5 separate regions of the Homo sapiens genome follow, and all the other regions are linked to region 2. The links are chromatin loops, found by intact Hi-C in ENCODE. Cell type or tissue: endothelial cell of umbilical vein. All regions are shown on one strand. Each heading gives the region's core, and the rest is flanking DNA. Links, peaks and the distances in the headings are about the cores only.

The links. A loop is a pair of places that touch in the nucleus more often than their neighbours do. Peaks named below come from ENCODE experiments on the same cell type or tissue, not always from the same donor. Only the 100,000 strongest peaks of a DNase experiment are listed, where the experiment ranks them.
Region 1: a loop joins it to region 2, with 8 times the contacts of the local background. A loop is called at or near these places in 3 of 110 quality-filtered maps.
Region 3: a loop joins it to region 2, with 7 times the contacts of the local background. A loop is called at or near these places in 21 of 110 quality-filtered maps.
Region 4: it touches region 2 in a loop (10-fold over the local background); 4 of 110 quality-filtered maps call a loop at or near these places.
Region 5: a loop joins it to region 2, with 6 times the contacts of the local background. A loop is called at or near these places in 26 of 110 quality-filtered maps.

The regions. Positions count from the first base shown.
Region 1 is chr10:4,041,974-4,046,938 of GRCh38, forward strand. The region is part of intron 2 of LOC107984195 (a long non-coding RNA gene); the gene reads left to right. Among named protein-coding and RNA genes, the nearest start is that of MIR6078, 53 kb to the left of the region's middle. In endothelial cell of umbilical vein, for the core only: no CTCF peak of the experiment used is centred there; a DNase peak (open chromatin) is centred at 2,118; H3K27ac peaks cover 1,893 bases.
Region 2 is chr10:3,803,245-3,808,209 of GRCh38, forward strand. It overlaps LOC105376364 (a long non-coding RNA gene), which reads left to right and starts at 3,474. Exons shown (of 2, transcript XR_930580.3): 1 at 3,474-3,593; 2 at 4,432-4,965. RefSeq lists enhancers at 177-488, 585-896, 2,425-2,926, 2,927-3,428, cis regulatory regions at 256-423, 2,675-2,942 and a silencer at 3,333-3,627. In endothelial cell of umbilical vein, for the core only: no CTCF peak of the experiment used is centred there; DNase peaks (open chromatin) are centred at 1,447, 2,107, 2,767 and 3,547; H3K27ac peaks cover 3,520 bases.
Region 3 is chr10:3,890,347-3,895,311 of GRCh38, forward strand. No RefSeq gene overlaps it. Among named protein-coding and RNA genes, the nearest start is that of LINC02660, 19 kb to the right of the region's middle. RefSeq lists enhancers at 2,828-4,027, 3,931-4,448 and a silencer at 4,914-4,965. In endothelial cell of umbilical vein, for the core only: no CTCF peak of the experiment used is centred there; a DNase peak (open chromatin) is centred at 2,335; H3K27ac peaks cover 3,246 bases.
Region 4 is chr10:4,764,288-4,769,252 of GRCh38, forward strand. It overlaps LOC105376375 (a long non-coding RNA gene), which reads right to left and starts at 2,206. Exons shown (of 3, transcript XR_930599.2): 1 at 1,883-2,206; 2 at 18-227. In endothelial cell of umbilical vein, for the core only: a CTCF peak has its summit at 2,959 (motif pointing left); a DNase peak (open chromatin) is centred at 2,944; H3K27ac peaks cover 3,761 bases.
Region 5 is chr10:3,883,655-3,888,619 of GRCh38, forward strand. No RefSeq gene overlaps it. Among named protein-coding and RNA genes, the nearest start is that of LINC02660, 26 kb to the right of the region's middle. In endothelial cell of umbilical vein, for the core only: no CTCF peak of the experiment used is centred there; DNase peaks (open chromatin) are centred at 3,177 and 4,367; H3K27ac peaks cover 2,570 bases.

The DNA.
Region 1 (4,965 bases), core at 489-4,488, 240 kb after region 2:
TTTCAGTCAAAGCTAGTGGTTCATCTGCTGCTACACTTGTCTTGAAAAATTGTGTGGGTCTCCCATGAATCTTATTGTAGAGTATTCCATCTTACCAAAGCCATACCTAGAAATGTCTTTAAGATAACCCGTTTTGACCTTGGCATCCTTTCTAAACTGCTGAGGAACAATAGTCTTATGCTTCTTAAAAGCTTTATTGTTTGAGTGAGTGATTTTCTCAGACTTCATCTAGATTTTTCTGAGGCTTTAAAAAGAATTTGAAAACCACACCTGGCTTCAACTTTTTGCCATGTGTTTCTGACAGTACTCTGGGTTTTCTCTTTGCCTGGGAGTCATTTCTTAATTTTAGCATTATTTATTTTTAGCATTATTTATCATCAGGGGAGGTTGATAATTTTCAAAATTAAGGAGTCCTTGTTTCTTTTTTTGGTATCTGTTCTTCCTTTAGTTGATCTCTGTCTTCTTCCAAGAAGCAGCCCAATAGCATTTTGAAAACTCTACCTGGAAATTTTAGCCAATCACCAGGTTTATTAGGTGCATTTTCTATTTTTCACATTACTGCAAGTGCAAATATTGGTAAACTTTCTGCCACTATGTGACAAGGATCCAGTTTTCTTCCATTTTCAACAACATTTTCTTCACTTTACATTAAGCCTTCCCCTATAGCCTTCTCATAGCAACCAGCAGATATTTATTTTCGGTGTTTTCAAGGTTCCTCTGGTTGTCACTTACACCTTCCTCAATATTTTCCCAACTCCTCACTGCTTGTGCATCTATTTGTGCTACCAAAATCTACAATAGTTATCTCTTGCTGAATTAAAAAAATCACCTCAACATGGAGAGGTTTAAAGTTTTAATGCAATTATTATCCTCTCAGTTTCTAAGAATCAGGAGTTCAAGATCAAGGTAATTGGAGTCTCTCAAGACATTGCAGTTCAGGAGGCCACTGGGGGCTTCAGGACCTGAAGACCTTACGGGGGGTTGAGGATCAGCCCCCAGGGTAGCTCCTCCCATGGTGGCCAATGTGTGGTGGTTGTTGGCAAGAGGCCCAGTTTCTTCCCACACTGGATTGCCCTTATGGCTTAGCCATGGTCTTCCCCAGACTGTGTTATCCAAGAGAGAACAACGTGAAAGTGACAGCATTGCTGTGGCCTCACTTCAAAAGCCACTTTCACCTCTGCCAGACTCTATTCACTGGAAGCAGGTCACTCAGTCCGGCTCACTTTCAGAGGAAAGGAAAATTAGACTTGGAAAGGACAAGTGTCAAAGAATTTGTATGTGCATTTTCAAACCACTGCACAGTAGCTACATGATTTGTGGAACTGGCAAGTCTCTAGGGAGGACGAGATTCAAAAATGATTTGAGCAGGCACCTGCCACCAGTGCTCTGTGATTCTCATGGATTTGCCAAACCCCATGGAACATCTTTATCCTCATGATCATTTCCCTCATGATGATGAAATGGCTGCAAAATTCCCAGGAATTGCATTTGCATCCCGTGCTATCCAGAGGAAGAGAAAGAACTTTTCTCCTAGAAGTCCCAGTGACACTGGAGAAATAGAACCTGGGCAGGAGACAGAATGATGCTTAGTTGTTTCTGGTCAGGGAACATATACGATGCCTCGAGTAACAAATATATGAACTGTTTACTGTCGTCTTTAGGGGGGTCTTATAAGGTGAAAACATATTTAATCTTAATTTGTAATGTAAAAATGCAGACAACCTGACTCTACAGTCCTGTTTCATAAGGCTGCACTGTGTCCGTGTGCTAACAGTCGATTGTAAGGATGAAGATTTTTGTCTCTTTGGCCCACTGTGCAGCAGAGCCAAGAACAAGGCCTGACACAGAAGCAAAAGAGGTGTTGAAATATTCAATAAAGGAAAAGGTATCCATAGGATAATAACCATTGCATGAACCCAGAAGCAGCGTCTCTGGTACAAATAAGTTGTTGATTATTGGCGACTATCAGCCTGTTGATCACTATGAGCCAGGGCACGTTCAGCATTGGTCCCTCTGGTCCTGCTGTTCTCGTGGACACTATTTATGGTTCTTCCAGCTCCAGGCTTCCTACCTCCTTCCCCTGCAAAGCCCTCTGTGCACCTTATCTTTCTGGAGCAATGAATACAGACACTTCCTTCTCTGCAATAGGAGGAAGTGATTGCATGTGTTGGGACCCTTTGCCAATTGCCAAGAATTTCTAATTCTGTCCCATTCATTCATCAGTAAGAAATATGAAAAGTAGCAGCACCTTCTGAGCATTTTCTGAACATTAATAACAAATTAGCCTGTTGATGAGGTCACGTTGGTCCACTTGTATTTGGTAAATGAGTATTTTTTAAGAAAAATAAATAAATAACAGGAATATATTGCTTGAGAGTACCTCTGTGATTCAGAAATATCTGGAGTTTCTGGAGGAAACATAAAATCATGTTTCTTTCCCATTTGTTGAGCTTTCTAAGGAGGAAGGAAGTGAGAAAATTTGGAAAGTTCAGAAAACATTAAAATAAAAATCATCCAATTGTTCCAATGCATGAAAGAAAAGGAACAAAACTAAAATTTTCATCTTTTGATTGTCACTATGAAACACTAATTAGGAGGGAAGTGAAACCAATCCTAGTGTTGGGATACGACAGGTCAAATTCCGTTTATAAGAAAAAAAAAACCTAGCATATCAATCCCTAAGGGTCTCCTTTAAAAAAGACAGAAGTTTCTATACTAGTCTATGGATCAAGCTCAAGTAATTTCTTTTCAGTGTTGGAATTCTGATCAACCAATCTCTTCCCAGTTTCCCTGAGGTCTCTCTCCTTGGTTCATGAACACTGTCTCTTCCTCATGCCTCTTCCCACCATCTTTCCTCCATGAGTGTCTGTGTCTTAAGCTCTTCTTACAAGGACACCAGTCATACTGGATTGGGGCCCATCCTAATGACCTTATCTTACCTTAATTACCTGTAAAGACCTTACCTCCAAATATAGTCACACTCTGAGGTATTAAGGATGAGGACCTTTAACACATGGATTTTGGGGAACATGGTTAATTCAGTCCATAACACCAAAAATTATTTTAAATCAGAGTTCTTTGAAAGTGAAAGACAATCTCTTGTTTGAGTCCCCTACCCCACCTCTCTAACCAGGTATGGAGTTTTAGTAAGCCTGTCCTCGTGTATCCCACATGGACCAGAGGTGACTGGACACACTGTAAACAGCATACTTTACTCATGAAGAAGAAGTGCAGCAGCCAGAAGAGGCTGTGGGAAACATTACATCCCTGCGGAGCTAGGTCACTTTGGATGAAATATTTATTTTCCATTTTTTCCACCTTCGGAGACATGGAACATTTTTTTTCCTGTTTTCTGTTGGTTTGCTTTTTTTTTCTTTCAGATGTTGAGGTTCTAAAATTTTAAATATCCTTAGCTTAGCTTAGCCAATAGAAAAAAAAGTTTTTTTTTTTTGTTTTTGAGATGGAGTCTTGCTCTGTCACCCAGGCTGGAGTGCAGTGGTGCAGTCTCGGCTCACTACAAGCTCTGCTTACTGGGTTCAAGTGATCCTCATGCCTCAGCCTCTCCTGTAGCTGGGATTACAGGTGTCTGCCACCACAGCTGGCTAATTTTTGTATTTACAGTAGAGACCGGGTTTCACCAGGTTGGCCAAGCTGGTCTTGAACTTCTGACCTCAGGTGATCTGTCCACCTCGACCTCCCAAAGCACTGGAATTACAGGCATGAGCCACTATGCCTGGCACAAAAGTTCCTTTTGAGATCAAAGAAGATAATGGCTTGTCATTAAAATTGTATTTTTTGCATTGAAAAAAAAAAAAACTGCTACCATGGATGGAAAACATTCTAATCCCCTTTCCACCCTCACAAAGTATTCAGATGAGGGAAGCAGGCTGGGTATGGGACATCTAAGAGTAGATTCTGGCTCTGTTGAGACTTTTTCATATTACAATAGCTCTGAGCTTCTGGAAACTTAGGCTAAGGGACCTGATTTTCTAAGACTGCATGTTCTAAATAACAGATAAAACAGCTGAGTCTCCATTTAGCCTGGTCACTTGTGTCTCTTCCATTTCTTCTTAGGAAATGCAAAATGGTGGTGCTCTAACAAATAGGAAGCATTTTAGAAAGCATAGCTACTCTCAATGCATTAACTAGCAAGATGGAAATAAATACACGCAGCTTGTATCTTCTGATAAAACTCTATGACAGAGAGGAGGGAGCAGGCCTGGGTGCATGGGGAAGTGACACCTCCTGAGCAGCCAGGGTGTCTGATGCTGCCTGAATGTCCGGTGATCACATGTGATTGGCTCAGGAAAGTCCCAGAATATTTTAGGGTATTTAAGGTTTTGACTGGCAAGTAAATTTTTAATAACATTATTTTCTTACGTGCAGCAAATCATCTTTTGTTTTTTAAAGCATGCCCTTTTAGAAAATAGCAGTTCACTTAAAACTGAACTCATGGCGGGCGCCGTGGCTCACGCCTGTAATCCCAGCACTTTGGGAAACCGAGGCGGGTCGATCACCTGAGGTCAGGAGTTCAAGACCAGCCTGGTGAAAGTGCAAAATTCCGTCTCAAAAAACAAAAACAAAAATAAACAAACAAGCAAACAAACAAAAAAAAACCTGAACTCACATGACAGATTCGAAATATAGATTCTCAAAATAATTATTAGATATTTCCACTCCGAGGAAGACTATTGCTCTCACCCATGTTTGCATCTTCTTATTTGAAGGGTGACTTTATAGTATCCAAAAAAATTGGCTCAAAAAAAGATGAACGTTTAAATCTAAGCTTCCTTTCTGCAGATCTGTATACTACATCATTTTAGGTTATTTCTTACTTTTTGTGTTTTAAGAAACAAATTGGGGTGTAGTGTCTTACTAAGCTATTTGGACTTGTTCCTACAAATACTTATGTAAGAGTTCACCAAAAAGAGAATTTATAGGGAGCGCTGCCAGCCTCCAACATTG
Region 2 (4,965 bases), core at 296-4,295:
TTGTGATTAACAGATTAATAAAAACATGCCAGGTCTTAGTTTTAATGATTAACTTTGGGGACTGAGTAGACAGTAAACATTTGGCTAGAATTTCCTGTCCTCAGATACCGTGCGATTGAAAGAAAATCCGCTTGGTGATGTGCTATTTATAACACTATTTTAAAAGGTTATCTTGTTCAAATGCAGCATGTGCTTAGGAGTTAAATCCCAGAACTGCCTGACCAAGAAAAAAAAAAAAGGTGCTTTAAAGTAGCATGTTGTCATAGTAGTGTGAAAATGTGAAGGTGCGACTGGCCGTATGTGAAATGAACGCATTCCCACAGTGACTCCAGCCTCTGGTGAGAAATCCCGAGTCACTCTCATGAGTCGAGAAGCCCTCACCAGATGGCAGGGCAGAGAGTTGCTTCCTCAGTGCTTTCAGGTAAAATCTTACATGACAGAGCACAAGAAAACACGTTACTCTAAAAAGCAAATTGACGGAATCTGTCATTAAAAAAAAACTAAAATTATACAAGACTCTTCATGTCTCAAGGAAAATAATGGAGAAGAAATGTCAGGCGCTGTGGTTTTTCTGAATAGATTTGAGCACATATGCACCACAAGCCATTTTTTAGGAAAGTCAACTTTTCACACATTTACAGAAATAATTTGCTTCAGATCTGCAAAGAAGGCTTGAAGCCACATGTGTTTTCTAAACTGCCAATCCACGATAATGTCTGGAGTATCTTTTTTTTTTTTTTAAATACCTAAATTAGATCTATGCAGAGTGTGGAAACAGCAGATAACTAGCAATACAGAGTTAGTAGAGGAAAAAAAAGGAACTTTCTTGAAGCGTCTCCCCTCCCCCAGACAAAGTAAAATGACTGTATTGTGCTGTTATCGACAGAGTTGCACGCAGCAAATGCTCGAATCATTTCAGAGATAATGAGACATTATGTTTCTTAGTTCACTATTTAAAAATATAAAACCAACAATTACAGATGGAAACTATTCATTCTGAGATTTATGGAGGGAAAAGCAGAAAAACAAAAAAAAAGTCCATGTCTTTCTAATGGCTGCGTATACTGCAGATAATTGAGCCACAGAAAGGGAGTTGTGTTTACAGAGAGAAGCCAGCGGGCAAGGAAGATGTGCTGTGGGTTTGGGCCTGGTTCTGACACAGTCTCAGCCTCAGGGAGGCCTCTGTGGCTTCTGTGCGTAGAGGCCACAGCCATCACCTCCCTGGGTCTCTGATCTTTCGTGGTCTTGCAATAGTTTCCAGCAGTGGGAGACCCCGTTACAAAATAAACGGTACCTCAGGCAGAGACTGATCTCACTAGGGAAGCCCATGATTGCAAGAAATGTCACACGTCTAACTACGGAGACAGGAAAGCCTTGCTATTTGAATCATTGAAGTCTGGGTGGGTGTACTAGTGAATATCTCATCATAGAATTTAAATGATCTTTCTCTATGTATTTTCAGCACTGTTCAGCAGCACAGGCATTGTTCTGGAGTAGCCCGTGAACTGTAAACAGATTCTCAGTATGCAGCAGGCAAATCGCCTTGGGTGGATACCTGAAACTTTAAGTGTTTTAAGCACTTGTCCTGAGATACATTTTTTAGATTATCAATTTGCACTGTGTAGATGTCAAAGCTTAATAGACAAAGACAAACTTCAGCCCAGCCCTGGTCATAATGAACAAAATTTCTGAAGTTAATAAAATCCTTAAAAAGTACATTATAATGTGTTTAAAAAAATCCATTTTTAGTTAATAGCAGTAATGCTACTATTCAGTGTTATAAACGGTTTTACAACCAGATTCAAACACTAGAATCTATGCCCTTCAAAAACATTAAACATGTATTTACTTTCATTGAAAAATACTCATTTGATTTTATTATATTTGTGAAAACATATTTTGCAGTATTTAAATATTGGCGTATTAACTGATAAATTATCTCCTGGTTCCTAGAAAACGTTCATTAAGATCTCAAAGGCTTTATCTGTATTTTACATGTTTCTCTGAAGAAAATGTATTATTTAGAAAACAAACAGTGTTGCCATGTGATAGGTTTTTTTTCAAATGAGACAACACAACGGAATAAAATATATGATCTGTAGCTGCTGAGGCTGAGTCAGTTCCTGTTTCAATAACAAGAGTGTCATCTGCTAAACTCTAACCAGCACAATTTGTCACCGTGGATGTGGCTTTATTTGTACATGTTGCCAGAAAGTTCTTAGGGAAAATTCACTCATAGTTTTCATACCAAAAAAGAAACTTTTGGTGAGCAGTTCTGGCTCCGGCTGTGGCCTTGTTTATTATTTATGCTGTAACCAATGCTTCCCTAATGGAAGGGTAATGCTTGCCTAGCTACATAAAATAATGCCTCAGTTTTCTCTGGGGAATTAATAATTTGCTCATGTCACCCCAAAGCTCTCACACGCTTGTGCGGTAGTTTTCCAAACAGTGAGCAGTGCGCCCCAATGGCATGGCAGAGAGAATTCCCAAGCTGAGAATCAGAAGACCTGCAGTTTTGTCTGGCTTTGCTAAGTGACTTTTGGATCTTGGACTTCTGTTTTCACATCTACAGAATTATGCCATTGAATAACATGTTCTCTATGCTTTCTTCTAGCGAAAAACTCTCTTAATTCTTTTTCTAGAATCATGAAATTGAGTTGGCAGTCTTTGCTTGGTCAGAGCCTGATGTTTCCTGAATTTAGAACTTGGTTCCCCCGAGACCCTCTGGACTAATTTAAAATGATTCATCCGCGTGAGTCATTGCCCTGCTGCCTTCAGGACAAGATGTCTATCTATTGTCTTGCTGCTACCATTTTTTACAAATAACTCCAGCTCAGCAGCTGCAGACTCGAGACCCTGCACCTGGTGACATCGGCCGGAAGACATCAGCTGGCTCTCTGCAGACACACCTGGAGGGAGGGTTTGGGAGGAAGGGGGCTGGGGCCTCCGGTCTGACCACCTCTGAAACACCATCCCAGGCTGTCTCTGAGGTTCATGTGGTTTGGGTCAGATTCTCAGTAGAATGAGAGGCATTTCAGGGACCTTCCAAGTCCTGAAAGAAGCCACTGGGCAAATAATTGGGTGTCACATTCCTTTTAGAGCCAGAAGGAAACAACATCCTATCAGAAGGAAGGGGAATTTCCTGCCATGAAAAGGAATCTTAGAGCAAAACCGAGTCATGGTTTTGCCCGAATTTTAAAATCCTGTTGCTTATATGGAAGCATATGGGTCCTAACAATTTCTCTTTCAAAATCCTCATAGTGAATGACATTATGGCCATGTTTCTCCCTCAAGTGTGTCTTAAAAATGCATCTAGAGTCTAACTATAAAGGCATCATTCAGTTGTAATAATTAACATCTTATTTGCATTCAGTACAATTCTAAGTTCCACATAAGTGTCTAATCTGGTGATGGGCGTTGTATGATTGCTAAGTAAATATTTGCCGTTGGTTATAAAGAATGAATAAGATGGGCACGGCCCTGTTTTCCTGTTGTCGTAGCCCAGGGTTGCCTTCTCTATAAACTATGTGTGACTGCAGCTGAATCAGTGAAGCCATCACCACCGGCCTCATGCATCACTGTCCTGTGGACCTGTGAGTAGTTCCAACACTCCCATGTGGTCAGCCTGCTTTACTTGAAACTCAGTTACATAAACCTGTTGAAGATAATGCTGCTATGTGATTGCTGACAACTTTCCAAATGCCCTGTTTGCTGCTCAAGCTGATGTTCCCAAGGAGAGAGTTGCAAGTATTGGAGGAAGCACCACCCTCAGGGAATGAGCTTGCAATCTGCTTCTCTGTGGCCCTGGGTCAGTCCCAATGTGAGCATGCCAAAGAGGACCCAGGCTGACGTTGGGGTTTCCATCCGTTCAGAATGACTTGATCCTTCCCTACCAATTAGAACTAATTAGGGTCTCTGGGTGCCATGAAGATCACGAGAAATGCAGAGTCTACTCCTGAATTGCTTTGTTTCATCAAATGTCTGTGGCTAGATATCAACTAGGGTTGCCATTTCCTGCTTCAGTTCAAATCAGACCGATAATTGCGTTCTGCAGTTGTCTCCAGCTAGCTGGTCCTCCCTTCCAGGCCCTCTCTCTGCCAGTCTGCTCTGTGCTTCAGGAGAATAATCCTCCTGCCATAGATTGATGGATGCCTGCACACTGCTTTCACTTCCCATTTTAAGACCTCATCCCTCCAGGCAGCCTCCCTTGGTTTGGAATCTTGGCTGTGAATTGCCAAACCTCAAGCCCCCTGCAGACTTACTTAGCTCTGCGTCCCTATAACATCCCATAGCTCCAGCCGTATCCGTCTGCATCCCAGCCCGCAGTGCGGTCAAGAGCTGTAAAGTCACTTCTCTCCTTCTGGCTGGTTGTTTATGTGGACTGACTGTCCTGCTGGCTGCCTTTGCTGATGAGAGTGTTGCCTTCCACAGAGATCAGGCCACCTGGGAGAGCCACTTCTGTCCACCCATCCCTGAGGGGATGCTTCTCCGTCCCTTCTGCATGCCTCCTGCACTCGGTGGCTGTGCTCTGGGAGAGTTACCCTGCGATCTACACTTTCGGCTGCACCACCCTCTGCAGTGAAGAGTGTCTAAGGTTTCCCTACTGCACAGAACACTCGAGATCCGTGGTGTGACAGGAAGAGCTTTCCAGCTGCGTGGCCTTGGGCCGTCTTACTCTCTGGGCCTCAGTTTCCTCATTGGTAGCATGGAGCACTGAAAGCTACGAACAGGAGCTGTGAGGGTGAATGGAGGATTCATGCCAGAGCCTGGTGGGATGCCCCTGCAGAGCAGATGCTCAGGAAACCCTCCTGCCAGCTCCTGGGGAGCACGGGAGGCGCTGGCTCCTTAGTTCTCTATGGAAGGACGGTTCTGCACCAGATATTATTATTAGAGTCTCTTATTTGGAATTCTGGACTTGTGTGCTCGACAGGGGCCTCAAGTCCCCAGTGTCGCTCAATAGTGACA
Region 3 (4,965 bases), core at 401-4,400, 87 kb after region 2:
AACTTCTAAACCCTCCTCTCTCAGCCTGTTGTCCTCTTGCCTCAGGAGGAGGCTACTGACAAATGGACCTGATTGCACCTGTGTTTTCTGGACACAGTATCAATCCACATGGTGCTTTTTTTTGGGGGGAGGGGGGCAGGTTCATAATATAAGGCAAGGTTCAAAACTGGAGGACTTTACATACACATCTAGATTTCTATCTTTTCTTGAAAACCCTGGAAATCTGGGAAGACTAGATCCAAATTTCCTTGATTGGAACAACTGGCCAGAGTTGAGTTCTCACTACACTTTGCCACAGTCTCCAGCACTCCCTACAGCCCTGCACTGAGGCTGATTACCACTTGCCAGTCACTGGGATGCTTCTACACCTGTGTTTATCGCTCCCAAGCTTCACTTCTCAGTACATAATCTTCTTGGCCCATGTTAGCATTTGAGTTTGCAACCTCGACTCAACATCATATTTTCTTCATAAAATGGTAGCTTTGTCAGAGGTGTTTGAACTAGGGCGACTCCATCTTAAATAGAGAGTGGATAAAATAAGGCTGAGACCTACTGGGCTGCATTCCAGGAGGTTAGGCATTCTAAGTCACAGGATGAGATAGGAGGTCGGCACAAGATACAGGTCACGATAAACCTGATAAAACAGGTTACAGTAAAGAAGCCGGCCAAAACCCACCGAAGCCATAATGGCGGTGAGAGTGACCTCTGGTCATCTTCACAGCTCATTATATGCTAATTATAATTCATTAGCATGCTAAGAGACACTCCCACCAGCACCATGGCAGTTTACAAATGCCATGGCAGTATCCGGAAGTTACTGGATATGGGTCTAAAAAGGGGAGGAGCCCTCAGTTCCAGGAATTGCTCACCCCTTCCCTGGAAAACGCAGGAATAATCCAGCTCTTGTTTAGCATGTGATGAAAAGATAGCGAGTATCCTTAGATGAGCCACCCACGCCGCTGCTCCGCCTATGGAGTAGCCATTCTTCTATTCCTTGATTTTCTTAATAAACTTGCTCTCACTTTACTCTGTAGACTTGTCCTGAATTCTTTCTTGTGCAAGATCCAAGAACCCTCTCTTGGGGTCTGAATCGGGACCCCTTTCATGTAACAGCTTTGAGGGTTTTTGTAGAGATAATCCAATTAAATTGCATTACATTTTCTTAACCTGTGTCACAGTAAGATAAGATTCTTTGCCCTGTCTTTTACCAGTAGCCACCTGGTATCATTGGCGTCACCTTTAACACCTAACAGGGGACCTTACCCATAAACATCATTCCATCTACATTTTATAAAGCATTCTTCAAATGCATGAACTTATTTAGATCTCAGAACTTATTTAGACAATTCAGAAAGGGAAGTTTCATCATCTCTAGTTTATAGATGGGAAACTCAAGTTTAACGACAGTAAGTTGCCTGAAGTTAATCAGTGATTTGAAAGGATGAGATTTGAACCCAGAAGACCTGGGACTGACAGCCCACAACTTGATCCCAGGTCTTCTGGCTTCAAACCTCACCCTCTTTCTACATTAAGATGTTGACTCCTTGATAAATTCTGGTCCAAACAGTTCTATATGTATTATTGTCAAGAAAAATAGGCACTGGCTGGGTTTTGTGGCTCATGCCTGTAATCCAGCACATGGGAAGCCAAGGTAGGCAGGTCACGTGAGGCCGGGAGTTCAAGAGCAGCCTGGCCAACATGGTGAAACCCTGTCTCTATTAAAAATACAAAATGTAGCCAGATGTGGTGGTGTGTGTCTGTAATCCCAGCTACTTGGGAGGCTGAGGCATGAGAATCGCTTGAACCCGTGAAGCAGAGTTAGGTTGCAGTGAGCCGAGATTGCAGCACTGTTCTTCAGCCTGGGCAACAGAGCGAGACCTTGTCAAAAAAAAGAAACAAAGAAAGAAAGAGAGAAAGAAATAAAAAGAAAAGAAGAATAGGTACCTAACCAGCCTTCTGGAAGTGTCCAGCTAGATGTTTTTAAAGACAAAGATTATAAGTATTTAATAACAAGGCAAAAAGAAAAATTACTATAGAGAGTGGCTTCTGGGTTTAGGGAATCTTTGCAATAATTTATCAGAGAACGGACAGCATTCATACCACTGTTACCATATATGCTTCTGACTTCATGCATATTTTCATGGTAACAGAGTGGTATGAATGCTGTCACTTCCTTGATAAATCATCACATGGCAAGTCATGATTTGATGGTGGGAGATAAGGAGTGTGCTTACTTTTTGATGTTCATGTTGGTATTACAATAGAAATTTTCCTTTCCATATATTTTTCTGGATAGCTCTATATTTGGTTGCTAACTGGTGGTGAAAACAAACTGATTATAGTGTTACTACCTTTCTTTAGCCAGTTTAAAATAATGATAACAAGCTAGACTTGGGAGGGCTTACTCTGCATGTGTATTCAGCTGAGACCTGTTTTGGTTGCCCACATCTTTATATCTGTGTGAAGGTGTGAGGTTTCCAAGCAAAAGGTGGCTGCAGTTAATTTGCTCTCAATTGCCTGTCACCTTCTGTGCCTCAGTGGCCTGTCAGGGCCCTAAGGAGAAGGAGAGCTGCTTTCCCAGAGTGGAGGGCTCTGATTTCCAGCCCTCCAGCAGCCTGCCCTCCACCACTCCCTGCGTGGGAGCAGATCTGATGTGCCAGGTTCCCTCCGGGGCATCCACCCCTGCCGTCTCGGGGATGGCTTCAGTTGTTTCTGTGTCAACGGTTTCCTCTGAGGGCCTCTGCTGTGTGGCGTTACTTCTCAATTACATGTGCCCGAGACATTTTCCCTTCTTTTTGACATTTCAGAAATGCCATTTGATATGTTAACTGACGCTGTTATTTTGGCTGGAGCAATTTATAAAAGGTGTGTTTCTTTCAACTTCTGCTTTCTCCCAGGACAATCACTTACACACTGGAAAGCTTTCTCTGGTCGTGTGAGACTGCTGTGTGTGACACTGTAAAACAGCAATGGTGACACTCTCAAGGTGGTTCTGTAGAGTAGAATATATACATATATTGATGAGTTTCAAATATTTAAAAAAAACATATTTTGTAAAATCATTTACCATAAAGGAGAAAAAAGCAATTCGTGTGATGTCCCCAAGCCACCAAATTCGTGATCTAATTCATTTCTGGACAATGGTTCTGAATAGAATCATGAGGAAGGAATAGCTTAATCAATGCTTTTATATGTCCTCCCGGAAACTGAATTTATACCAACCCATTCTCTTGCAGAAGAGATCAAGTCATCCATTTGAACTTTCTTTTCAATTTCTAGCTTAATATTAAAAAAAATACTTTTTGCAGGAATCCTTTCTTGGCTTGAAGACCCTTGGGTTTATTCGATCTGGTCATGGATCTCTGTCCACAGGGAAAAGTGTTCTTATGACCCATATTCCAGCCCTTATCCCCCTGTTTTCTACGAGAACATCACAGCCCCTAAAAAAACAAATTGTGTGAGGAACCGCAGTAAGAAGATTTGAAAATGAAGGGAAGAGTTAGTTGAAAGCCACGTCCACAAGTATTTACATCGAGGTTAAATGTTAAGAAATTCCCTGACTGGGACTTTTTATAATTGCAGTGAATTAGACAAAAATAGATTTCAGTTTAAAAAATGGACGGCTGACTTTGTTCATCAGTGGAACTACATTTAACATGATGGACTAGAAGTGAAAATCCTAAAGGGGGAAATATAAATTGGCTAATTTGTGGTTGCAACCTGACATTCTAAAGACAGAGGAAAATGAAGTCAACTTGCCTGTAGACAGCTGGGTGATGTGGTTTTCAGCTGTTGTTTAACCTTCTCAGTGTTTATCACTGTATATGGACTGTTTACCCTTTTCTCTCTTTCTGCTTTTTCTCTTAGGCATTTATCTGATTTCTTACTTTCCTAAGAGCCCCTCCCTGCCTTTTCTCTCACTTAGCCCTTCTCCTCAAAGCCCTCAGTATTGATGTGGGATTGAGGAGACGGGATCAGCGATGGGATCGGAGAGGGCTGGAATCTGTTTCTGGTGGAGGGAAGGTTGCATCAGCCACTTCCCTCGGCTCCCGTAGAGGCCATTCCTAGCGAAGCACGTATGTCTCACTGTGAATCCAAAACAGAGGTGCTTAGAGGAGATTTACTCCTTCAGTAATATATCCACTAAAAGGTTCAGCCATATGCCGGGTCGAGCAAGTTAAAAAAAAAAGAAAGAAAAAAAATGTTGACTGGTCCAGCCTCTGCCATTGTGATATGTACAGATATTATTGACAGATTCATATATAAACCTCTGAGTTCCCCTGCAGAAAAAGCTACTTTGGGCTGGGTGTGGTGGCTCATGCCTGTAATCCCAGCACTTTGGGAGGCCGAGGTGGGCAGATCACTTGAGGCCAGGAGTTTGAGGCCACCCTGACCAACATTGTGAAACCCCGTCTCTACTGAAAAAATACAAAAATTAGCCAGGCATGGTGGCATTGACCTGTAGTCCCAGCTACGTGGGAGGCTGAGGCAGGAGAATCGCTTGAACCCGGGAGGTGGAGGTCACAGTGAGCCGAGATCGCGGCATTGCACTCCAGCCTGGGCAACAAGAGTGAAACTCCGTCTCAAAAAACAAACAAAAAAAGAAAAAAGAAAAAAAAAAGTTGGAGTGTGTGGTCTAGGGAGGAACGTGCTATTCCATGTCCTGTTTGCATCGCTCCTTGCTTATCTCAGCTCTACTATGACTTTTCTGTTATTATTATTGTTACTGTTATTTTTGGGAGGTAGTGAGATGGCTCTCCAGCCAGCCTGTCTTGCTCCTATCCTGGCTGTATCCTTTCCTAGCATGTGATGTTGGATGAATCACCTGGTAAATCTGTTATTTCATAAATGCTGATTATTAACACTGGTTCCTCCTCTAAGTTCTCTGCTATTATTCTCCCTTTCCTGCCCCTGCTTATCATTCTTGTGCTACATTAGTCTTATTTGTCTTCTCACCAGTGGCTA
Region 4 (4,965 bases), core at 480-4,479, 960 kb after region 2:
GACTGAGAATTTCATACCTCTACCCTACAGCCGACTCCCTCTTCTGGATATGAATGTCTCTCTCCTTTTGAGAATGGCTTTTTGTGGAGGTGGGCGTCAGGTGGCGACCACGTTGTATCTGAATCCTCGTTATTGTGCAGTCATCACAAGGCTTGCTCTCTTTGTGTTTGTAGTCTTTAATTAGTAAGCTTTATAGCTGTGCAAATTCGCAATCTTTATCCACCATTCTGAAATCCAAAATGCAGTAAAAACAAATAGGAAAAAAAAGAAAAAAAGATTGTCCGTAATGTGTTTAGCCACAGTAACTGACCTGAGCTAATGACAACCTATTTAGAGTCCCTGATTGTCACCGCCCTCAATTTCATACCAGTGGCCACAGAATCCATAATGAGCTTAATTACATGGAGCTGCCCCATACCTTGCTGGGGGGATTATATAATATACTGTTTTGTAATGTATTACCATTATAAAATCCAAAAGAAATGTAAAAAATCTGAATTTTGAAACACATAACACCCGGGATGTTTTGGATAAGGTTTAAGGAACATAACCCATTGACTGACTGAGCCCTGCAGTCCTTATTAACACAAGCATTATCTTGAGAGAACACACTCAGAATGGAAGGACAACCTAGATCTCGTTCAGCCCAGTTCCTCCCATTTCACATGGAGAAACTGAGGCCTAAGATGGCTCACCCACCAGGTTTCACACATTCTTATATGTCACAATCTGTAGATTTGAAAATCTGTCAACTCTTCAGCAAGGGTAGGTAGTTACTAAGACAACAAAGTGATAATTAGTAAGTCATCATTAGTAGGCAACATTTTGAAATAATTATTACTAGGTTTAACAGATTTTAAATGTTTTCCTGGTTCATGCTATGAAAGTCATTAATGTTTTTTTTTTTACATGTTCAAGCTTCTAATCATTAAAAAAATAAAAGCTAGTTTAAACATTGGACAAAAGAAAACACGAGCTATGCAAAATGGGTTAAATATCATTAGAAAGATAAATTTGGGGGGCATAAATTCCACCTTTTAAATAATAAAGGATTGTTTTCAAGAGAAGATTTTTGCCAGCGTTTTGTCCAAGACATTTTCTAATGAGGTAAACATCAGGGAAGTCATGTCCTCTAATTGTTAATTTCCAGTTCAAGTAGGCATTCCAAATAAAATTTATTTTACAAATTTTCTCATAATGTGGTCAAATATGCTTTACAGTTATTTATGCAGAGACCTCAAAATACAATCAGAGAGGTTTTGCTGCTTCCTTTACTTGGAGTGAGATGATAAAATCACCAAATGCTAAATGTCAGAAGGCTCCCAGGGAACATCTGATGTGGTCATTTGCTTTGATGAGTAAACCAAGGCCTGGACACTTAGCTTTTGTTAAAGGTCCTTCTACTTAAGAGTAGCATATGCTGAAAACTGGGAGACCATTTTTTTGTCTTCTAATGGTAATAACAATAATAATAACCAGTTATTTCAGCCAGGCAATCGGCAAAATGTTTTATCTGAATTTATGCATTTCATCTTACTTCTAAAGCAATATCGCCACAGATTGCCTTTTGTCAAAATGAAACTCAGTTAAATGGTTGCATTGATCTTAGCAATTTGATTTCCACATACTTTCAAAAGAAAACCATATTTTATTTAATAAAATAATATTTTTTAATTCCATAAAATAATTTTTTTTTCTAATCAGACATTGGATTGTAATTTTGCTTACCTTGTATTCTCTGATTATGATATATTAAAAGTTATTCCACTGTTAAACTACCATCATCTTTTCATTAGCTAATAGAAAGCATTACCCATTAATAAAACAAATATGGATAGACCTGGTAGGACATTTTGGTTTTCAGAAATTTATCTTTTCTTACCTGTGCAACAAAAGCTTCTAATTTCTTTTCTTTTCAGCATAAATGATCATGCATGGTTCTTCAGACTGGGTTCAAGCCATTTAGCAACATCATCAAGAAGAAATAATGTTAATTACCAAAAATGAATAAATTTTTGAGAGTCCACGGCTGCATAATAATTCTCTGTAGCTTTCAATTATCAGGTGAGGTGATTATTTTTGATGAATCAAGCATTTTTATGAACTGAAGCTTTCAGCACTCTTCTTTGACTACAGTGCAATACTGCAGGCTATTGTCAACACCTATTTTTTGAAAAGTAGCATACATTCCCGTTGGCATTCTGGCAACAGAATAGAAGCTTGGGCTCCTTAAATCATCCCCATTAATATGCTATTGTTGACTGTATAAGAAATATTTTCCTAGTACAAAGCAAATGTGTAAAAAAAAATCTCTCTCTCTCTCTCTCTTTCTCCCCCTGCCCCCACCTTCTCTCTCTCTCTCAGAAATAGCCAGAAGCTAGACAGGAAGCATTTGGCAAAATGACACGTTAGTTTGCAGCTGGAAACAGAGAGGACAGGAGAGCATGTTCTCCCAGAAAATGCCTCTTTTCTAAAACTATGAATGTTCTTACAATAGAAGAGTCTCCACAGATAAACATCTGCTGAAAAATCTTAACTTGGATGATCAAATGCCATCCGCCACCCCATCAAATTTTGATTATTGGGCTAGAAATCGTATTTGCTGAGGGATAATGTTGCTGAATCAATGAGCGATGGGTTCTGTCATATGACCAAGACTCATCACGACCCTCCTTAGCTGGTGGTTGAAGTTTAAACTTAAGAACTTGAGTTTCCTCAGCTGTTAAACAGAAGGCTTGGACCAGAGAGTTCTAAAGTCTCTTTTAGTTCAAAAAGTCAGATATTATGTATAATTATTAAAAAATTATTACAGATTCTATGGTTATCGTTTTAAATGCTATTATCATTAAAGTCATAATTTTTTAGGAGTATTCAGAATTAATTAGCAAAGAAAGATGCCATTCTTGGTTATTTTCTGATAATGCTGAGGATTAAATAGGTTGTTGCACCATCTGCTGGTAGTCCTGAGGCTGTCTGATTAGGTGACAGCAATGTCCTTCCTGTTTTAATGGGATATTTCATTCCCCTCTCCTATTGCTCCAAAAAACCTTCCAAAATGTTTTCCCATCTCTATGTAAGGTAAATACAAATGCCAAGATCGTTATTATGATCTACAAATAATGTAAAATTGTGAGCTCTAATTCATATATTTTCATCATATTTTTCTTCAAAGAGGGACTGAGATATACATTTTTAAAGTAAGATGTCCAGATTGAATTGAATGATATAAATAAGTGGAGCATTTGCACGCTAACAATGTAGTATGCAAAATGGAATTCCTTTCCCATCACCAGATTCCCTCCAGGAAGCTAAAGGCTGCAAAGTAAAGTGGCTTCCATGGCTACAATACTCTAACTCTGCTTCTCTCCATAGGCACACTAACAGGGTCTTTCCTAAAATGACACTTGGTGACGCGTCATACATATGCATGGCTTCATCGTGCCAAGGAACAGGAAACAACGTGAGCAGTTTTGTGAAAGGGATAATTTGATTCAAAGTTATGTTGAATACAGCAATGTTAATGAACAAAGAACAAAGAAACTGTCTTCTTGTTAAAAAATGCACTTTTAGTAGAATTATCAAAGGAATAAATAAAAGAATTCTTCATTATTCAACACCTTTAAAGTTCCCCAAAACATGCCTTTTTCAACAACGCAGAGGTGCATTTGAAGATGTTCTGTGTTTCTAGATAGGGTGAATATTTGTCTCTTTTAGGATAAACAAAAAGGTAATATAGTTTCAGTGATTTTTATGGTTCTAGTATTGAAAAAGTTAACTGTATTCTTCCACCATGCTGCACATGAAACAGGCTTTTGTAGAGTCCTCTAGAAAGTCTATAGTTTAGGTGGCTGTGGAGGCTGCACAATTCCTGTCTCAGGCCATGTGAGCTGAGCACCCTGAAAGCAATGAAAGAACTGGGAAGACATCTTTCAATGCTGAAATCTGAAACCTGTCCTTGAATATGAGAATAATGGATTCCAAATTCTACAAAACATTATGGAATCATATTGCAATATTTGGAAGCAACCTCGCAGCTGCCCTCTGGAACTGCTGATAAACATGATGGTCATAAGCGTACACAACATGCAAAGCAAAAGTGATTGTGAATGGAATCCACATTTAGTTGAGCCCAGGAAGAACTGGCAATATGTTCTTGACTCAGTTTTGCCAAAAGAATCAGAGGATTCTCCTGGAATGCCAGCTTCACTGGTTGGAACTCTTCTGGAATCCAGGACAGTCTGTGATTTATTCACAACAAAGGTGAGGTCGGATATGCTCAGGATATGCAAACTTATTTTTGCATATGCCTGCAATACATAATCAGCATGAATAAGGTTGTACAATTTGGATAGCCGACAGCATAATTTGCTTTATGTCTTTCTTTATTCCCTCTGACCTCACCCTCTACTTAGGTGGGGGCTATGGAACTAAAGAAAGATCATAGAGAAATAGAGAAATTCATTAAGGGGCCCCTTAATGTTCAAGGGTTTTCCTTCCTAGGGCCACATTCCAGGATTCCTAAAGTCAACAAGAGACACTACTTCCATGCCAGAACACTCCAGTGAAACCCACGTTTTCATTTCTCTTTCTACAATGGAGTCAATGGGTTTGGATGTGTTCCTTTCTAGATTGCTTTTTGGCTTTCATAAATTGTATGAGAAGTTATTTAATTGACTTTGATATGGGGGAAAGCAGTAAATATTTAAATCTGATGAGGATGCTTTTGAAGGAAAATCATCCTGGCCCCAGGATAGCTCATCTTGCTTAACATATTTAGGGCTGGGCAACAGAGTGAATGGAAATGTCAGGAAGAACATAATCCAATCCAACTAGTGACTGCACAAGCCAGGCCTTATTAAATAAGGTGACAGCCAAGAGGGCACTGGAAGCCCATTGCCCTAACTCAGTTAGTCCTGTGTGCTTTCAAGAGTCCTAAACAAAGGGGAATTTGAAATAACAAATTTG
Region 5 (4,965 bases), core at 691-4,690, 81 kb after region 2:
CAGGCTGGAGTGCAATGGCACAATCTCTGCTCACTGCAACCTCCACTTTCTGGGTTCAAGCGATTGTCCTGCCTCAGCCTCCCAAGTAGCTGGGATTACAGGCATGCACCACCATTCCTGGCTAATTTTTTGTATTCAGTAGAGATGGAGTTTCACCATGTTTGTCAGGCTGGTCTTGAATTCTTGACCTCAGGTGATCCACCCACCTCTACCTCCCAAAGTGCTGGGATTACAGGTATGAGCCACCACACCTGGCCATGTTAAATTAAACAAAGGGAATACTCCTTTCATATTAATTAGAGTTTAACCATGTCTTAATTCATGGGTGCAACTTTGGTCTATGGGCTAGAAAGGTTTATAAGGAGGTTAGCATTGATGATGTAAAAATGGTTGTAGATGAATTTTCCATCATTCATGGTAAACATTTGATTTTATAAGATGTTTGTCATGCAAAGACATTCCCAATATTCCTTAATACAAATTGCTGAAATTGTGAAATGTGGTAGTCATTTTCATGCAAATTAGATAAAGAAAACCAGAGACTATTGTTATGTGGGGAAATTTCAGATAAGTGGGGTTCAGGAAGGAGTAGAGGAGAAGAAACTGGGGGCAGGAGGACGCTGGCAGGGTCGTCATGTCCCAGGGCTGGGCGGCCTGGGGTGTAGAGCAAATTGAGGGAATGCTGGAGGCTCTGATTGATGAGCAGGGGTAATGCTGTTCAGGCAGCTGCTTGGAGCAGAAAACATGGGGTCCACTGTGCTCACCTGCAGGGAATGAGTAATAGAGAAATGGCAAAGGCAAATCATCCTTTACTGAAAACAACAACAAAACAAAGCAGAAAGAGAGTTCAAGGTGGTAACTGGAGGATACAGCAGAGCCAACAACTTCTTCCACCTCCAAAATAAAACGTCAGACCCAACCACATCTTCCACCTCCAAAATAAAACAGGATCCAGACTACAGGAAAAAAGGAGGAAGACGAAGTGAAACAGAAGAGGTTGAAGTCGTGGGAAAGGGGGCAAAATGGAAACAACCAAACAAACACTGTTTCTGTGTAGAAAAGCAGGGAGTGATGTGTAGGGAACAGGTGGAGGAATTACGTTTAAAGAAATGTGAAAAAAAAAAAAAGGAAACTTACAGTAGTAAGTGGATGTATAAAGGAAATCACAAGGAAACCAAAATCCTTTAATACTATCATCATTTAAAATCCGTCACATGGGCCAGTCACAGTGGCTCATGCCTGTAATCCCACACTTTGGAGGGTCGAGGCGGGTGGATCACTTGAGGTCAGGAGTTTGAGACCAGCCTGGCCAACATGGTGAAACCCCGACTCTACTAAAAAATACAAAAATTAGCCAGGCATGGTGCTGCGCACCTGTAATCCCAGCTACTTGGGAGGCTGAGGTGGGAGAATCACCTGGGAGGTGGTGGCTGCAGTGAGCCGCGATCACATCACTGTACTCCAGCTTGGGCAACAGAGCGAGCCTCTGTCTCAAAAAAATAAAAAATAAAATAAATCTATCACATGGATACGAGGTTTCCATGTCAAGTCTCTGGAGACTCCTAGACTTAGAAAAATGATATTGATCATTTCATCGAGAGAACCGAATGTAATTTGTGCAGCATTTTAAAAGAAAGATTTCTTACCATCTAGTTGCTTTCAAAGTTAGTGTGGCCTAATTTTATTATCTTTATCAAACTAACATTTGTTTACAATCTTTCTTAATTATTTGCCATTTAGCTTTTTAGGGCTTTGTTCCCCCCCATGCAGACACAGAGTGGCATTTGAGTGACGTTGACTTTTGTAGTTCTATTAAAGGAGGCTCCCAGGACTGCAGGCAGGTTCCAACTGCCTCACCAGCACTGCTGCTCCATTCCCTGGAAGGTCCTTGAGCTGGACCTGCCAGGCTGACGATCTATAGTCAGAAATAAGTCACTTTTATGGGATTCGAATGCAGCTTGAAGTAATCCTGACTCCAAAATTCTTCCTTCTTTGCTTGTCTGTGACCAGCATTATATGGATGAGAAACGGGACTCACTGGCAAGGAGACTGCGTAGTTGCTGGAGTTATACCTCCCTACTTCTCCTCACTTAACACACATCCACCTAGCAAAGCACTCTCCCTCAGATGCAAAGCCAAAGCGGCAGCAAGCCCCATTCCCTAGACACTCAAGAGCTGTTCTCTGTGCTGCAGCTGAAGCTGGCTTCAGACCCCTTGGGCGGGCTCCCAGGCAACCTACAGTGCAATGACAGCGTCCATCGCCCCCTCTCCTGCAGAAGGCCACGTTACCATCTTGACCATTTTTCGCATCATCAGTGCTAACCTCCTAACCAAACTTTCTAGCCCGTAGGCCAAAGCTGCACCCCTTAGTTAAAACACAGTTAAACTCCAACTAACCTAAAAAGAGTATTCTATTTGTTTAACATCAGGGAGCACTAATATAGCAAATATATCAGGTAGCCATACACCCAAGGTCTGGGGGCTCCTGGGAGCTTCACCCCCGCTGCAACAAGAACAGAGCCCGATCTTTTCCATCACTTGTTTATTATTATTATTATTATTATTATTATTATTATTATTATTATTATTATTATTATTTTGTAAAGGGGGCTGTGGGCGCTCCACTCCAGCTGCGCGGGAAGAAGGAAGCAATGCTGACTTGACCTTCTGCAGCCGCGGAGGGGGAGATGGATGCTGTCCTGGTGCTGTAGGCTGCCTGGGAGCCCCGCCCCGCGGATCTGAAGAGCCCTCCTCCCCTCGGGAGCTGTTTAGGCAGCTTCGGGTAGAGATGGAGGCCTAATCGTTTTCATTATCTTCTGCATATCCACTCTTTATTTTCTGAAATGCTTACGAATTTTTTTCTTTCATATTTATCACCTTAGAATTTGGTAGCAGTATTTTGGAAAAATGTTAACGCCTGTCATTGTTCGGAAATTTCAAAGAACTTCTGACATTGCCTTTTTCTACTGATGACAGCAGTGCGGCCCCAAGCTGCCTGCCTTTGGGAGACAGAGGAGCCACACTTGTACATGCTTTGAAAGTGAGAAACTTACAGAAACCTAGAAAAAGGATTTTGGACCTCAGGATCTGAATGGTTCTTGGAGTTCTTTGCAGATGAGGTAATGTTTTGGTTAACTCATAGGTCAGACCTGCTGTCCTTAGCTAACTTGCCCGGGAGGTTTTTAACGGAAGGCCTGTGTTAGCACAAATCATATTTCCTGATGACGAGCAGAGACCTTGATCTGGTCTTAAAGAACGCGTTTTCCAACTTACCCTGGGACTTTTTTGAATTAGCCGGCCACATATACCAGGGTTCTCAGAGGATTTTTTCCCCCCTTTCTCTCTGTCTCTTTCTGGGTTTTTCCTATTACTAATTATACAGGCAAGAAGGTAATGATTTCTGGTGTTCTTTCCTTTAAACCTCTACTTTGAGATCAGCAGCCCGGGACACAGATAAATAGGTCAGTTATTACTGACGTCACAGGGAACTCCTGGCTCAGATTAACCGCGCAGAGATGGACGCCTGTGAGTGTGTGCAAGGGGTGATGAAACATAAAGTACAGTCAGTTCATTTAACAACAAATTCCAGCAACAGATGATAGATAAAAATAGATCCTGAAGGATCTATGTAGATCTAAATAGATGATCCATGAGCCACATAATTAGGGAATAAAAGGACTCCAGTCTTTACCAGCGAATGTAAAATTGGGTAGGCAGACTCAGACCCTTACTTATCAGTGGATTCCAGCCCTAATTCCAGGAGGCCTCACCTCACCTTGGGGGCTTCTCTTTTCCTTAACCTAACTGGTTAAGCCAGGAAAGCTGTGAAATACCTTAGTTACTTGGTGAAGAGCCATTATTACCAGATTATTATCACATTCTCAAAAAGCTTTGCTGTGAGCTGGGCAGGTGCGGCGGCTCACACTTGTAATCCCAGCACTTTGGGAAGCCAAAGTGGGCTTGGGGCCAGGAGTTCAAGACTCAGCCCAGCCAACATGTGGAAACCGCATCTCTACTAAAAATACAGAAAATTAGCCGGGCATCGTGGTTCATGCCTTGTAGTCCCAGCTACTTGGGAGGCTGAAGCACGAGAATCGCTTGAACCTGGGAGATGGAGGCTGCAGTGAGGTGAGATGAGGCCACTGCACCCCAGCCTGGGAGACAGAGCGAGACTCTGTCTCAAAACAAAGAAAAAAAAAACTTTGCTGTGTTTCACATTTTAAAAATTTTATTTTCCATAGTCTCCGGTTCCCAGACATTTCCTGAGACTCCTGTTCATTCAAGAGAGGTGGAGAAAGCCATAAATGAGAACAAACCCGTCCTTCTCACTAAGGGGAATTTCCTGGCAAAACGGAGCCTGGCACGTCAGTGTCTGGGGTTAGTTACTATCACCGCTGCTCTGGGACTGAGTCACAGCTTCCTCCAAGGCTTAGGGTGCCCCAGACACAAACTAGTTTTCTAAAACTTCTCAAGGCATTCCGTTCCTCCTTCGTTCCAGCCCCTCATGTTATTAACTCACCTAATTCATCACATGGGCATTGTGTACAAAGGCACTCTGCTACTCACTGAGGATACACATTGTTCTTAACCTCAGGGGACATTCCTCAAGGAATTAACCAAATCAGGAGATCCTTACCTGCAGGGGTCAGACAGGGAGCTGAGGACAGCCCCCGGAGGACAAGGTCCTGAAGGCCTGGTTTGTAGCTTCTGTGCTGTGCTTATCATTGGGCCTGGCACATTGATCTCTCCATAAACTCGTGTAACTTAAATGAATGATTGAGTCAGAGCACAGGGCAGAGAGCTGTTTTGGAGGCCACTTATCTTCATGTCATAGTTACCCAGACATAAGACCAGAGGCGTTCCCTTTGGTCTCATATATACATATATGTATTGTATTTTTCCCTAAAATTATTCCTTTGTATTATTTTTGCAATTATAAATGTATATTTGCAATCTGAAATGCTG